Regions from separate parts of the Homo sapiens genome. Here region 2 is linked to region 1. A link is a contact called in ENCODE Hi-C or POLR2A ChIA-PET data. All regions are on one chromosome and are shown on one strand. Each heading gives the region's core, a stretch centred on a gene start or an enhancer-like site at or near the end of the contact. The rest is flanking DNA. Distances are from core to core; before and after follow the strand shown.

What was found. A loop is a pair of places that touch in the nucleus more often than their neighbours do. ChIA-PET counts read pairs that join two places held with the same protein, here RNA polymerase II (POLR2A).
Region 2: a loop to region 1 is called in a map of PC-9, with 10 times the contacts of the local background. The contact joins two enhancer-like sites. A Hi-C loop is called at or near these places in 1 of 168 maps with a recorded cell type or tissue (PC-9). POLR2A ChIA-PET finds 5 or more read pairs at or near these places in 1 of 52 experiments (PC-9).

The regions. Positions count from the first base shown.
Region 1 is chr9:77,587,676-77,594,029 of GRCh38, reverse strand. The region is part of intron 1 of GNA14 (G protein subunit alpha 14); the gene reads left to right. Among named protein-coding and RNA genes, the nearest start is that of GNA14, 57 kb to the left of the region's middle. RefSeq lists an enhancer at 5,640-6,354. Within about 2 kb of position 4,574, at least 7 of the 41 ENCODE cell types and tissues checked have a DNase peak (open chromatin) inside an H3K27ac peak, as active enhancers do; they include PC-9, where a contact is called at or near this core.
Region 2 is chr9:78,115,816-78,122,420 of GRCh38, reverse strand. No RefSeq gene overlaps it. Among named protein-coding and RNA genes, the nearest start is that of GNAQ, 87 kb to the right of the region's middle. Within about 2 kb of position 3,285, at least 5 of the 41 ENCODE cell types and tissues checked have a DNase peak (open chromatin) inside an H3K27ac peak, as active enhancers do; they include PC-9, where a contact is called at or near this core.

The DNA.
Region 1 (6,354 bases), core at 3,325-5,824:
GGCTTCTTAGATTCTGATACATTAGGCAAAAAGGAAGCAGTTCTACAAAGCACTTTCTAAATGGTGAACCATTCATTGTACAATATAAGGCAGCTCCAGTATGATCAGACTCTCGTGTGCTCACTAGGAGGGAAGAGTAAAAAGAACACTTTCAAGCAAGCTTTTAAAACTACATGCACATTTGACTTCTACTTGTTTTTCTTTCAGCCTTGCTCTGCATTGCCAATGTGTCCTTGGACAGCATAGCTGAAAAGGAGAATGTGTTGGAAAGACAGCGATGGTGATTCTTTGCAGGATGTGTTGTGACAGCCCTGATCAGAGCTTAGATGGTGCAAATTGACAGGTTGCTGTCAGGCTCCAAGCTCACAGCAGCTGGCTGCCCTGCCCCCAGGAGGCCTTGCATCTCCTTCAGCCTTCAAAAGTCAGGGGCGGTGGCTCACACCTGTAATTCCAGCACTTTGGGAGGCTGAGGTGAGTGGATCACCTGAGATCAGGAGTTCGAGACCAGCCTGGCCAACATGATGAAACCTCATCTCTACTAAAAATATAAAATTAGCCTGGCGTGGTAGTGCACGCCTGTAATCCCAGTTACTTGGGAGGCTTGAACCTGGGAGGTAGAGGTTGCAGTGAGCCAAGATCACACCACTGCACTCCAGCCTGGACAATAGAGTGAGACTCCGTTTCAAAAAAAAAAAGGAATGTTAGGGAGGGTATTTTGATCATGCAGACTACAGCTTCAGCTTTTACCTCTGTAATTGGAGGTAATAACACTGCCTTGCTACTCATGGTTCTTGTGTGATTCTAAGGGAATAACATCTCTGACAACACACAGAACAAAATTAAGTGCTAACCAAGTGTAGAGTTATAACACATCTCTTATTAGAGTATCAAGAATTGTTTTTCCTGCATATGAATCTAGGACAAAGTTTGAAATTGAGCATTAGGCTATTATAAGTGCAACTCCTTCTCCCCCACAGTAGACCTTCCCCCTGCCCTCTACCCCAGCTCCCTTAATGCCTTTTTCTAGGAATAATTGATCATTGAAACAGCCCAGCCCAGGAAGAAAAGCCTGCATACTTTGTGAGCTGTGACTTTCCCATGATTACATACCTGTTTTTTTGTTCAGTTAAAAGTGTTAATCAAATGCCTGCTTGTATTTGGTGCTAAACCAGGCACAGTCCAGTTATGAGTTCTGTGTCAAGTGGTTTGTCCTTCAGGAAGGGCAATAAAGCAAGAAGATAAAGGATCCTACAGCAAGGAGACCAGTGACATATGGAGCTAAAAAAGAGGAAGGAAAAGTACTTATAACACAGAAAAATCAAGAAAGAATTTATGAAGGGTTGAAGATCTGTAAGAATTAGATCAGAGATTACAAACTCGAATGTTTAGAGAGGAAGCAGGGAATAACTTCATGAGTCATTCAGGCTGGTGTGGTGCTATAGGGAGTGGTGGTGACTGGGGTAAACTGGAGAAAGCTTGTCTCCCCCAAAGGGGTGGCCACTACCCCGGCAAATTTAATGTTACTCCCTGGGAACATAGACCCAAAGGGACCAGATCTTACACAGATCTTTTATACTATGAGAATCTAGAAATCTACTTTTCAGTGAAATCTGCCAATTTCTGACAACTAATAAAAGCAAGCCTTATCTCTTAGAGCAAGTTAACATGGTCATTCACTGTCCTTCACTTATGCCATCAGGGTTAACACATGCGCGTGTAAGCACACACACACACCACACAATTACACAGTTATTAGTTCACAACCTCCTACTTAGATGTTAGGAATGGATTCAAGCACCCCAGGCTGACAGAAGAAAGTGCTGGACATGGCCAGGCACGGTGGCTCACGCCTGTAATCCCAGAACTTTGGGAGGCTGAGGCGGGCGGATCACGAGGTCAGGAGATCGAGACCACTGTGAAACCCCGTCTCTATTAAAAATACAAAAAATTAGCCGAGCATGGTGGTGGGCGCCTGTAGTCCCAGCTACTTGGGAGGCTGAGGCAGGAGAATGGCATGAACCCGGGAAGCGGAGCTTGCAGTGAGCTGAGATCGCGCCACTGCACTCCAGCCTAGGTGACAGAGCGAGACTCCATCTCAAAAAAAAAAAAAACCAAAAAACAAAAAACGGTGCTGGACATGAACAAGAAACTCAAGTGGTTCACAGAGAGCTAGGCTGTTGGGTGCATGAGAAGTATTATGGGAAATCTATCTAGAAAGCAGGTCAGAGGATCTTGAGTGCCAGACGGGATGTTTAAAATTATCCTGTTAGAATGGAGAGCTGATAAAGGTTTTTGAGCAGGGAGTGGATTTACCAGATAGAACAATAATCTGGACTAATCTAAGAGACATGTTTGATCAAAGAGAGCCACGCACTATGCTACCATATGACATACTACTGTACTGAATGTTTTCCATAAACTATGCTTCTCACCCTAACAAACCAAGGTAGAGGTAGGTATTGTTAATTATCTTCATTTGACGCCTGAGGAAATTGAGTCTAATGGGAGTCCCCTAGGATCATACAGCTAGAGAGGGAGGGACCAGAATTTGAGTCTAGGGACATTTGATTCTAAGGCCTGGATAGTTGGCCCCTCTGGTGCCCAGATTTAAAAGAGGGAGAGAGAATGAGAGAAAAATCTATTCTTTTTTAAAAATCCTAGTACTCTATCTTCCTGTAACTTCACACCAGATACTCAAAGATTTGTGGACAAGGATGGAGCCTTCAACTCAACCAGGACAACTTGATATTAAGAAGCAATTTGATGTAGGCTGGGTGTGGTGGCTCATGCCTGTAATCCCAGCACTTTGGGAGGCCTATGTAGTAGGGAAAACACCTGCTGTAGGAAGGGTATGATCAGGATGATTCTACTCGGAAACAGCGTGTGATCGTCCTGAAAATGCAGTATTTCAGTGCACTGTCTGCCTTCCTGGAGGGCAAGAGGAAATTAACCTGGACATTCACTGTCTATCACTAAAAATGAGATGACTTTAAGTTTGCCGAGTCTTTCAAGGTTGTGACCCGTGGTTCTTTATTCCTATAGAAGAACGTGGAATCTTTTGCCCCCCAAAAGAGGTCTGTTGTATTATTTATGCTCTGGCCTGTGGTAATAGCAATTTTAAAATAAAAATATGTCTAATGTGTGTGACATGTCATCCTTACCTATTTGGATGCTTGGCCTGTGCTTTTCTAAGGGTTTAAGAGCCACTTCAATTCTAGAATTTCTTAATTCTCTGAAAATTTGCTCATGTGTGGGATGCTTATATTAATAAGTAATAGTATCTTCCTAATAACTTTGTCATAATCTTATTTTTTTTTTTTAATGTGTGACCTAAGTATTACCTTTGTTTGTCCCATGAGTGAACGGGTCTTCAAAAAGGTTACTTCTCTTGCCCTGTGCTACACTACATCTGCCCTTCATTCTGAAGCAGACACTGGTTCACATGGCTTGGACAAGAGTGAGCAGATGTGGGGGACAGCAGGAAAGAATACAAGAAATCAGGGCTGTCCTGGAATATGTGGGACACCTGGTAGCCATGCCATGCCATTTTCCCAGCAGATAAGCAAAGAGGAAGAATAATTCTGTGGCACATAGAAAATGTGAAATTATGCTCACCACGTATGTCTGTAGGTTGATTGTGCTGGTTTTGTTGTGAATCTTACCTGTACTCCCTCAAGAATGTGAACACATCAGTCCCCTTCAGTGCAAAGCCCTAGCCTAGAAACTTAATTTTACAGGAGGAAATTTCTTAGGACTTGATCACAAAGGTTAGGAAAATGATGGGGAGTTTTGCTGAGCTTAAAACTGACTTGGGGCCGGGTGCGGTGGCTCATGCCTGTAATCCCAGCACTTTGGGAGGCCGAGGGGGGTGGATCACTGAAGTCAGGACTTCAAGACCAGCCTGGCCAATGTGGTTGATACCCCATCTCTACTAAAAATGCAAAAATTAGCTGGACGTGGTGGCAGGCACCTGTAGTTCCAGTTACTCGGGAGGCTGAGGCAGGAGAATCACTTGAACCTGGGAGGCCGAGGTTGCAGTGAGCCGATATTGCGCCACTGCACTCCAGCCTGGGTGACAGAGCAAGACTCTATCTCAAAACAAAACAAAAACCTGACTTTGTACTGGTTTCCTTATCCTTTTAGGGGAGAAGAGGCATTGATTTTACTCATATTTGATGTTTCCCTGATTATAAAAGACGTAGTTTATAGTGTGTTGTTTTAGGAAGTCAAGGTCTTGGTATGGAAGGCAGTGACTCTGGATGGTCATAATTAAAATCCAGTGTTGCCATCCAAATGACAATGTGCTTTTGCAGGCAACTCTGGCTATCATGGTTGCTTTAGGCAACCTGCGGTTTACCCACTGTGTACTGACTACAGGCCATAGCCCGAGGGTGGAGGAAAAAGGCAATATCCAGCTACTCTCAGAGGTTTCTCCACCCTGGATGAGCAAACAACCCTCTCCCCTTTCAACAAACACAGTACCTGTAAAGACAGGGCTGACTCATACGATGGCTTTTGAGAATGAAATATAAGTGATATCTGAACCCTAAGGTGATATATTAAACAAAGAGTGTTCTCCGCTCTTCCAGGAACCATGACTTCCAAAAACAAACAAACAAAAAAACAAAACAAAAAAAGAAAACCGAGCTCACTCCATTTTGCATGAATAAAATTTCTAGGTCAAAGTCAAAGGAATTGGTAACACTGACAGTTTGGTTGACGCAGAAAGTCAAATAGCTTCCTCCTTAAGAGGCTCTGGGAAATGAAGTGGCCTGGCCCATCAGAGCTAGAAATGACCCTGCAAGTGAGCATTTATTTCCTTGTCAGGCCAGTTTGGCTTGCAAGAAATGCACCTGTGAAAACCAATGCCAGGTTTTGGTAAACTGGTCCTAAAAGTTACTGAGCTATAATAGATTCCTGGGGCATACAAAAGTGCTGTGATTCCAAGTTTGATTTTTAAAAATACATTGAAGGGTCTGTATGAAATGGAATATAAATAAAGATGGCTTTGAATGCTAATGTCTAAAGCAAACAAACAGTTCTTTTTAGCTGTGCTGGCCCATGGCTTTTAAAAATGTGGCTAGCATGTGAACCCCCAATGTGTCCCAGGCACTTTTAGACAGTGGCAAAAGCAGGTTCCTTCTTTTGAAGAATTTTCTGCGACTGCATGTGTTCAGAGCAACACAGTAAGCACCCAGTATATATTTGTGGAACAGAGAAAGCTGTTAATTCTCTCTGGGAACATCAGAAGGACTTCCTGGGGCTAAGGTGACCTCTGACTCAGATTCAGGTTTGACAGTAGGAGAGTGTCACCTGACAAAGAAGGGGGATTAGCAACTTTTATGCTATGTGTGCTAACCTGCCTTCTAACTTAGATTTTTATATGAAATATATTTTCCTGCTTCCTTGCTCCTCTCTGTTCAGTCTTATCCCTGCTTCTATATCCTCTGATTAAAGGCTTTAAACTTTCCTTCTCTTCTCACCCCGTGACTCATTCAGCTGTCAGACACTTCCTAAGCATCTGCTCTCCAGGCTTCCTTGCTCCTGGGGAAAGCATTGTGCTAAATGTGAAATTCCTGCAGATTTCCTTAGTCATTCTCCATCAGGATCAAGAAATCACCAAGTCCTGCTTGTTACTTTCACATTCTTCATTCAAAATACAGTGCTGAAAAACAGGAAGTATTTTATCAATTAATGTTCTGTGGTTGCAAGCAACAGACACTGGCTAACTGAAGGAAGAAAAGGAGTTCACTGAAGGGGTGTCAGGGTGTGGTGGATGGAGTGATAGCCCCCCAAAGATGTCCCCCTCTGAATCCCTGAAAACTGTGAATATGTTACTTGACATGGCAAAAGGGACTTTGCAGATGGGATTAGGATCTTGAAATCGGGAGAGTGTTCTTGACTATTCAGGTAGAACCAATGTAATACAAGGGTCCTTATAATAAGGGATGCAGGAGGGCCAGAGTCAGAGAAGACGATGTGATGACTGAAGCAGACATCACTGAGACAGGAATTTGAAGTCACTGCTGGCTTTGAAGATAGAGGAAGGGGCCAAAGCCAAGGAAGGCAGATGGCCTTTAGTAGCCAGAAAAAGGCATGGAATGAAGCCTCCCTTAGAGCCTCCAGAAGGAACAGAGCCCTCCAACCCCTAGGTTTTAGGATTTTTGAAATCCAGAACTATGAGAGAATAAATTCGTGTGTGTATACGTGTGCTTGTGTGCATGTGTTTCAATTGCAGTGAAATTCACTGAATAAAAGCAACCATTTTAAAGCAAACAATTCAGCGGCATTTAGTACATTCACAGTACTATGCAAACACTCTATCTAGGACCAAAACATTTTCATCAGCCCAGA
Region 2 (6,605 bases), core at 2,036-4,535, 530 kb before region 1:
GAGGCAAATGAGAAAGAGTGTGGTGTCCTGGGCGCCAAGTTAAAAAAATATATTAAGGAAGAGGGTGATCAGCCATGCCATTGGATTTGCAGGTAAATTTCCTCCTCTATAAAATTCAGGTCATATGTTATTTGGATATTGGGGTATCCTGTTTAAAGAATTTCCAATTAAAAGCTTTTTATTCATTAAAAAATAAAATAAAGGCTGGGCGCAATGGCTCATGCCTGTAATCCCAGCACTTTGGGAGGCCGAGGCGGGCGGATCACCCGAGGTCAGGAGTTCAAGACCAGCCTGGTCAACATGGCGAAACCCTATCTCTACTAAAAATACAAAATTAGCCGGGCATGGTGGTAGACACCTGCAATCCAAGCTATTCGGGAGGCTGAGGCAGGACAATCGCTTGAACCTGGGAGGTGGAGATTGCAGTGAGCCGAGACTGTGCCACTGCACTCAAGCCTGGACAACAAGAGTGAAACCCTGTCTCAAAAATAAAAATAAAAATAAAGTAAAATAAAATGCAGGTAATGATAGTGTCTGCCTGATAGGCTTAAATAAGATACTATATGTGAATTGCCAGTCACAATACCTAATGCTAGTATGGGCTATTATAATAATAAATAGTATACTATTTATTATTTTTATTCCTAACATCTCTGAAAAATCACTTATCACTATAAAGCTGTTCACTCACCAAGCTAGCCCCAAGGGGGCGCTCAAAGCCTTCCCTTCTTCCCCATTACTTTTCCTACAAAAGGGAACTCAAATTTAGATGTAGGACAAAATGAACTCTCATTGGCAACTGAACCATTTTGTAGCAAAGACTGGAAAACCCAATGCAGCGAGTGTCAAACTTCAGTGTGGATAAGAGTTACTCGAGGAGCTTGTTAAAATGCAAGACCACAGCAGGCCCAACAGATCAAATAAATCGGAAGGGAACCTGTTTTCCCACCCCAGGTGATTCGAATATATGTATTCTCATGATGCTCTAGTATGGGGCAGGAGGGTGGTAAAAATAATAACTAGCCTGGAGTAAATATTCTCTTCCTCTCTTCTTCTTGGGACCTTGAAATGAGTTTTGCTCTTCCTTTTTTCCTCTCTTCCATGTAGCCAGTGAGGTAAGCCATCCCTGGTGCTTCCTTGGACTGGGAGGTCCCAGCAGGACCAAGATGTTTCTACAAAAAGCACAGTGGAGAGGGCGGCTTGGGCTTGCTTTTAGTTTGTCGACATCAGAGGACACAAAGTGATGCCTGCCAGTCCACATCTGGCCCCCAGATTTGTTTTATTTGACCTGAACAGAATTGGCCCATCCAGTGCTTTAATAAAATTTGAATTTGTTTTCAACATTTAAAACTCAGGAGATTTCACATACAAACCCAGATTTCCTGCTTCTCTGGAACAATAAGAAGATGTGAAACCTGGCCCCGTGTTCCTATACGGCAAAGCTGCTTCCTTTAGATGGGTGTGGACTCTGGAATCTGCCACCATCCCCTTCATTCTTTATTGTTCTCCCCAAAGTCAGGTGTCGGTTGCTATTTATCATCATACATACACTCCTATTTTCCTTAAAGTTGAAGAAAACGAAGCATTTCTTTAGAAAATGAGGATATAACAAGAGGAGTAGTGTTTTTAAAAATAAATTTTCTTATACCAGACCCCTTTTCTCGTTTGCATTATGGGCCTGTCTTCTCTAGGCATTTAAGTTTGCTATTGCAGGTCTAGCTCTTAATCCAGAGGTGAAAAGTTGTCTTTATATTAAAGAATGATGTGGAATATCACAGCAGTAAAAAGGAGCAGAACTACTAATGCACACTAAAATTAATGAATTCCAAAAGTTAGGCTGAGCAAAAGAAGTCAGACACAAAAGCATAATACTATATAATTCCATTTAGATGAAAAATTCTAGAAAAGTTGAAACTAAGCTATAGTAACAGAAAGCAGAGCAGTTGTTTCCTAGGACAGAGGTTGGCTGCAAAGGGCATGAGAAAAAGTTTCTGGAATGATGGAAGTGCTCTATCACTTAATTGTAGTGGGACTTATATGCAGAGATATATATTTGTTAAATCTCATTGACGTGCATTGTATTTTATTTTATTATTTTTTTAGACAGAGTTTCTCTCCTGTTGCCCAGGCTGGAGTGCAATGGCCCGATTTCAGCTCACTGCAACCTCCACCTCCTGGGTTCAAGCGATTCTCCTGCCTCAGCCCCCCGAGTAGCTGGGATTACAGGCATGCACCACCACACCTGGCTAATTTTGTATTTTTAGTAGAGACAGGGTTTCTCCATGTTGGTCAGGCTGACCTCAGGTGATCCACCCACCTTGGCCTCCCAAAGTGCTGGGATTACAGGCGTAAGCCACCACGCCCAGCCTGATGTGCATTTTAAATAAATGTTTTTCTTGCATGCCTATTATACCTAATAAAGTTGATTCTTTTGTTACCTAATAGAATTGTCCAAGGAAAGAGATGGAATAAAGTGGGCCCTTGCCTAGGGCTCTTTTTTGCCTATCGCTGTCTGGAATTTACTATAGTAGGTGGGAGAATAGAATAGAATAGAATTTCAAGATTCACAGGCATTGTGACCAATATTTATGTCTCCTGGAGATGTAAATAACATTTGGCAGAAGGCAACAGACCCAGTTGAGAGTTCAGTTGGTAGAGGAGGCATGGATTGTGGCACAAGTTCCTCCAGAGACTTTAAACTGCTGGAAGACCTGCTCTTCAGCCTCCTTCCATGTGAAGAGAGCCTCCTGGAGGCCCTGGGAGAGGAGCTAGTAAGCTGCATGAGGCGCTGGCAGAAATGTGGGGGCTTTTCTTTTTTCCCTTCTTTCCTTCTTCCTGCTCCTTCTTTGATAAACTCACACTCCGGAACCTCAATCTGCAAAGGCATCTTTTATTCGTGGTGGGCGACATTCCTTGGTGAGAAAGCAAAATCTGGTCTGGGCGACCCTGGATATCCTCCTGGAGGACCAGGGCAGGCTCACCTCCAAATACACAGGGCTTTGGGGTGTAGGCTTTTGGCTTGGTTGTATCTGACATTGCAGGCAAATGCCCCATCTTTCCTCCTTTCTTGTGTTTCTTAGTCAGGATTGAGAAACTGACTTGCACTGTAAAAAATGCAAAGCAATAGAATTTTTATGGTTGACTTGGCCAACTTACAAGAACCTGACAGAGCTCTCAGTAAATTCAGAACTGAAGAACTCATTACGTGGGAGTATTAACAGATACTATGGGTACTCCACCCATATTCTCTTGCCCTTACCACTTCCTCATAAGCTGTTTGATTTCAACAGCAGCACCTGCATTTCTTTGCCTGAGGGTTTTCCAGTGAGGTTGTACCATTGTGCATTCCCACCAGCAATATCTGAGAGTTCCAGTTGCCTCTCATCATCAACAGCACTTGATATTATTGTCAGGTTCTTTTTTAAAGTTATTCTAGTAAGTGTAGCATTGTCTCATCATGGTTTTAACTTGCATTTCCGTAATGACTAATGATGTTGAGCACCTTCCATATGTTTATTGGCTACCAATATATCTCCTCTGGTGAAGTATCTGTTCAAAACTTTGCTATTTAAAAAAAAAAAACTTGGTCTTTTTTTGGTTGAGTTTTGATAGTTCTTCATATAGTCTGGCTTCAAGTTTGTTGTCAGAAGAGTGCTTTACAAATATTTTTTCTCTGTCTGTGGCTTATCTTTTCTTTTCTTTTTCTTTTTCTTTTTTTTTTCTTTTCTGTTTTTGAGACAGGGTCTCACTCTGTCGCCCAGGCTGAAGTACAGTGGCACAATCTCGGCTCACTGCAACCTCCACCTCCCAGGTTCAAATGATTCTCCTGCCTCAGCCTCCCGAGTAGCTGGGACTACAGGGACTACAGGCACATGCCACCACACTGAGCTAATTTTTGTATTTTTAGTAAAGACAGGGTTTTGCCATGTTGGCCAAGCTGGTCTCAAACTCCTGAGCTCAAGTGATGTGCCTGCCTCAGCCTCCCAAGGTGCTGGAATTACAGGTAGGAGCTACCATGCCTGGCCCGTCTTTTTGTAATGTCTTTCATAGAGCAAAAGTTTTGCATTTTGATGAAGTTCAACTTATTGATTGTTTTTCTTTTATGGCTGTGCTTTAGGTATCAGATCTGAAACTATTTCCCTAATCCAAGCTCACATTCAGAATCAACACCTGTTTCTGATTCATTTTGAGTTAATTTTTGTACATGGTGTGAGAAATGAATCAAAATTCATTTATTTGTCTAATTCTTCCAGTTATTTCTTGATAATATATTTCATATAAGGTCTTTTTCCAATATTACTCCACTTGTTTTTCCTTTCTTTGCGCCCCAGGCATAACCAATCTCGAGATTTTTGTGCATATCCTTCTGATGCAGCTTTTACACATTTGGGTATAAATATGTGTCAGCTGGGCATGGTGGTTCATGCCTGTAATCCCAGCACTTTGGGAGGCTGAGGCGGTTGGATCACAAGGTCAGGAGTTCAGGACCAGCCTGGCCAAGATGGTGAAACCCCGTCTCTACTAAAAATACAAAAATTAGCCAGGTGTGGTGGCAGGCGCCTGTAATCCCAGCTACTTGGGAGGCTGAGGCAGGAGAATCGCTTGAACCCGGGGGGCAGAGGTTGCAGTGAGCTGAGATCAGGCCACTGCACTCCAGCCTGGGTGACAGACTGAGACTCTGTCTCAAAAAAAAAAAAAAAAAAATTGTGTCACTAAATACATATAACATAGTATTTATTTTTACATGTTTTAAGCTCTATTCATCTTGATATGCATAGATCTAGTTTATTCCTTTTAACTGCCATATAATATTGCAATATATGAGTATACTACTTCCATCTCTTAATTGATGGACATTAAGGTAGAATCAATTTTTCAGGAGTACAAATGCTGCTACAATAACCATCCTTGTACACATTCCTTGTGCTCATGTAAGAGTTTGTCTAGGATACATAATGGAAATTCAGTGGCTAGGTAGTAGGATGTGTGTTTTTACTAAAATGGCTGAACCAACTGACAATCCCACAGCACAGTATGATTTACAGTCCCACAGCTTCACCAGATCACAAGACTCTGAAATTACTGCCAATACAATAGGTATGAAATAGATTTTTTTAGAAACTGGCATTCATCTGATTACTAGTGAGATCAAGCATCCTTTTAAATGTTTGTTGTTCATTTCTGAATTGGCCTTTTCTGTAAGTTTCTTTCTCACATAAGTTTTTAATTTTGATAGATATTTCTCAATATTTTCTATATAGAACTTTGTCTTGTTTAAGAAATACTTTTCTACTCTGAGCTCATAAAGAGATTTTCTTATTTTTTCCATATATAGTTTTTCAGTGGAGTAATTGCCCCTAAAATTGTCTACTGAGATAAACCTTCATACAGTGAAATACACAAACCTTAAGTACAGTTTCATCAGTTTTGACAAATATATACTTATGTAATCCACACCTCACTCAAAATACAGAACATTTCCATCACTGTAGAAATTTTCCTTGTACCCCTTCCCAGTAACCCCATTCTCTGAAGCCACAACTGTTCAGATATTTTTCTAACATATTTGCTTATTCCAGAAATTAATGTGTAGAATCATACAATATGTACTCTTTTGTGTCTGGTCCAGCTTTTTTCACTCAATGCAATAGTTTTGAGATGTATTCATATTGATGCGTGTATCAGTATTTTATTCTTTATTGCTAAATTGTTCCATTGTATAGATGTATTAGTTTGTCCTTCTGATGGACATCTGGGCTGATTCCAGTTTGGGACTGTTACGAAAAAATTTACTATGAACATTCCCATACAAGGTTTCTTGTGGACTTAGTTTTTCTCTTCCCTTAGATAAATATTTAGGGGTGAAATTGCTTGGTAGCCACTTGCATTTTAAGTTCACAGGTAATGGTCACTGGGCAAATGGCTTTGACTGATAGCACTTGGTGAATAAAAACCAAGAAGTTTTCCTCTTTTTTTTCTCTTCATTTTTCTCTGCCTATTCCTTCTCACACTCCCTCCCTTTCAAGGTCAACAGCTATAACAGCAATGTGATTCTTAATTATGAGACATTTATTGGAGTCTGGGAACACTACTTCAACTTGGAAAACACCGTTTTATAAGGCAACAGTTTTCAAAGTTTTGCAAAGGGAGTGAAACCTATTTTCTAAATGAAATCTTCTGAGGAGCCCCAATATAAAAAAATGCTTTTTAAATATGGGGCTACTTTAGTTTTGGGGGGATGCCACTCTGCTTGTAGCTACCATATCATCCTTGTTAAGCAATTCCTTAATTTCTATAGAACATATTTTGAAACACTTTGGTCTAAGGAGATTCATACTTATGCTGTGGCTAATTTTGTGTTGTTTAAATTTTATGGGTATGGGTTGTTATGATATTTTATGTGTTCAGTTGATACTGTGAACTTTTAGAAAAGTGATATGCATGAGAGACTTAAAATTGGAATTCTCTAACACTGGAGATTCTGAAAGAGCTACTTGTTTCTAATGGAAGGACCCCCTGGCTAGAGCTGTTCCAAGAAGAAAATTTGGTGTTTAAATGGAACTCCTCTGCCTTTTGTAAAACTTTTATTTTTCTATGATAAAGAG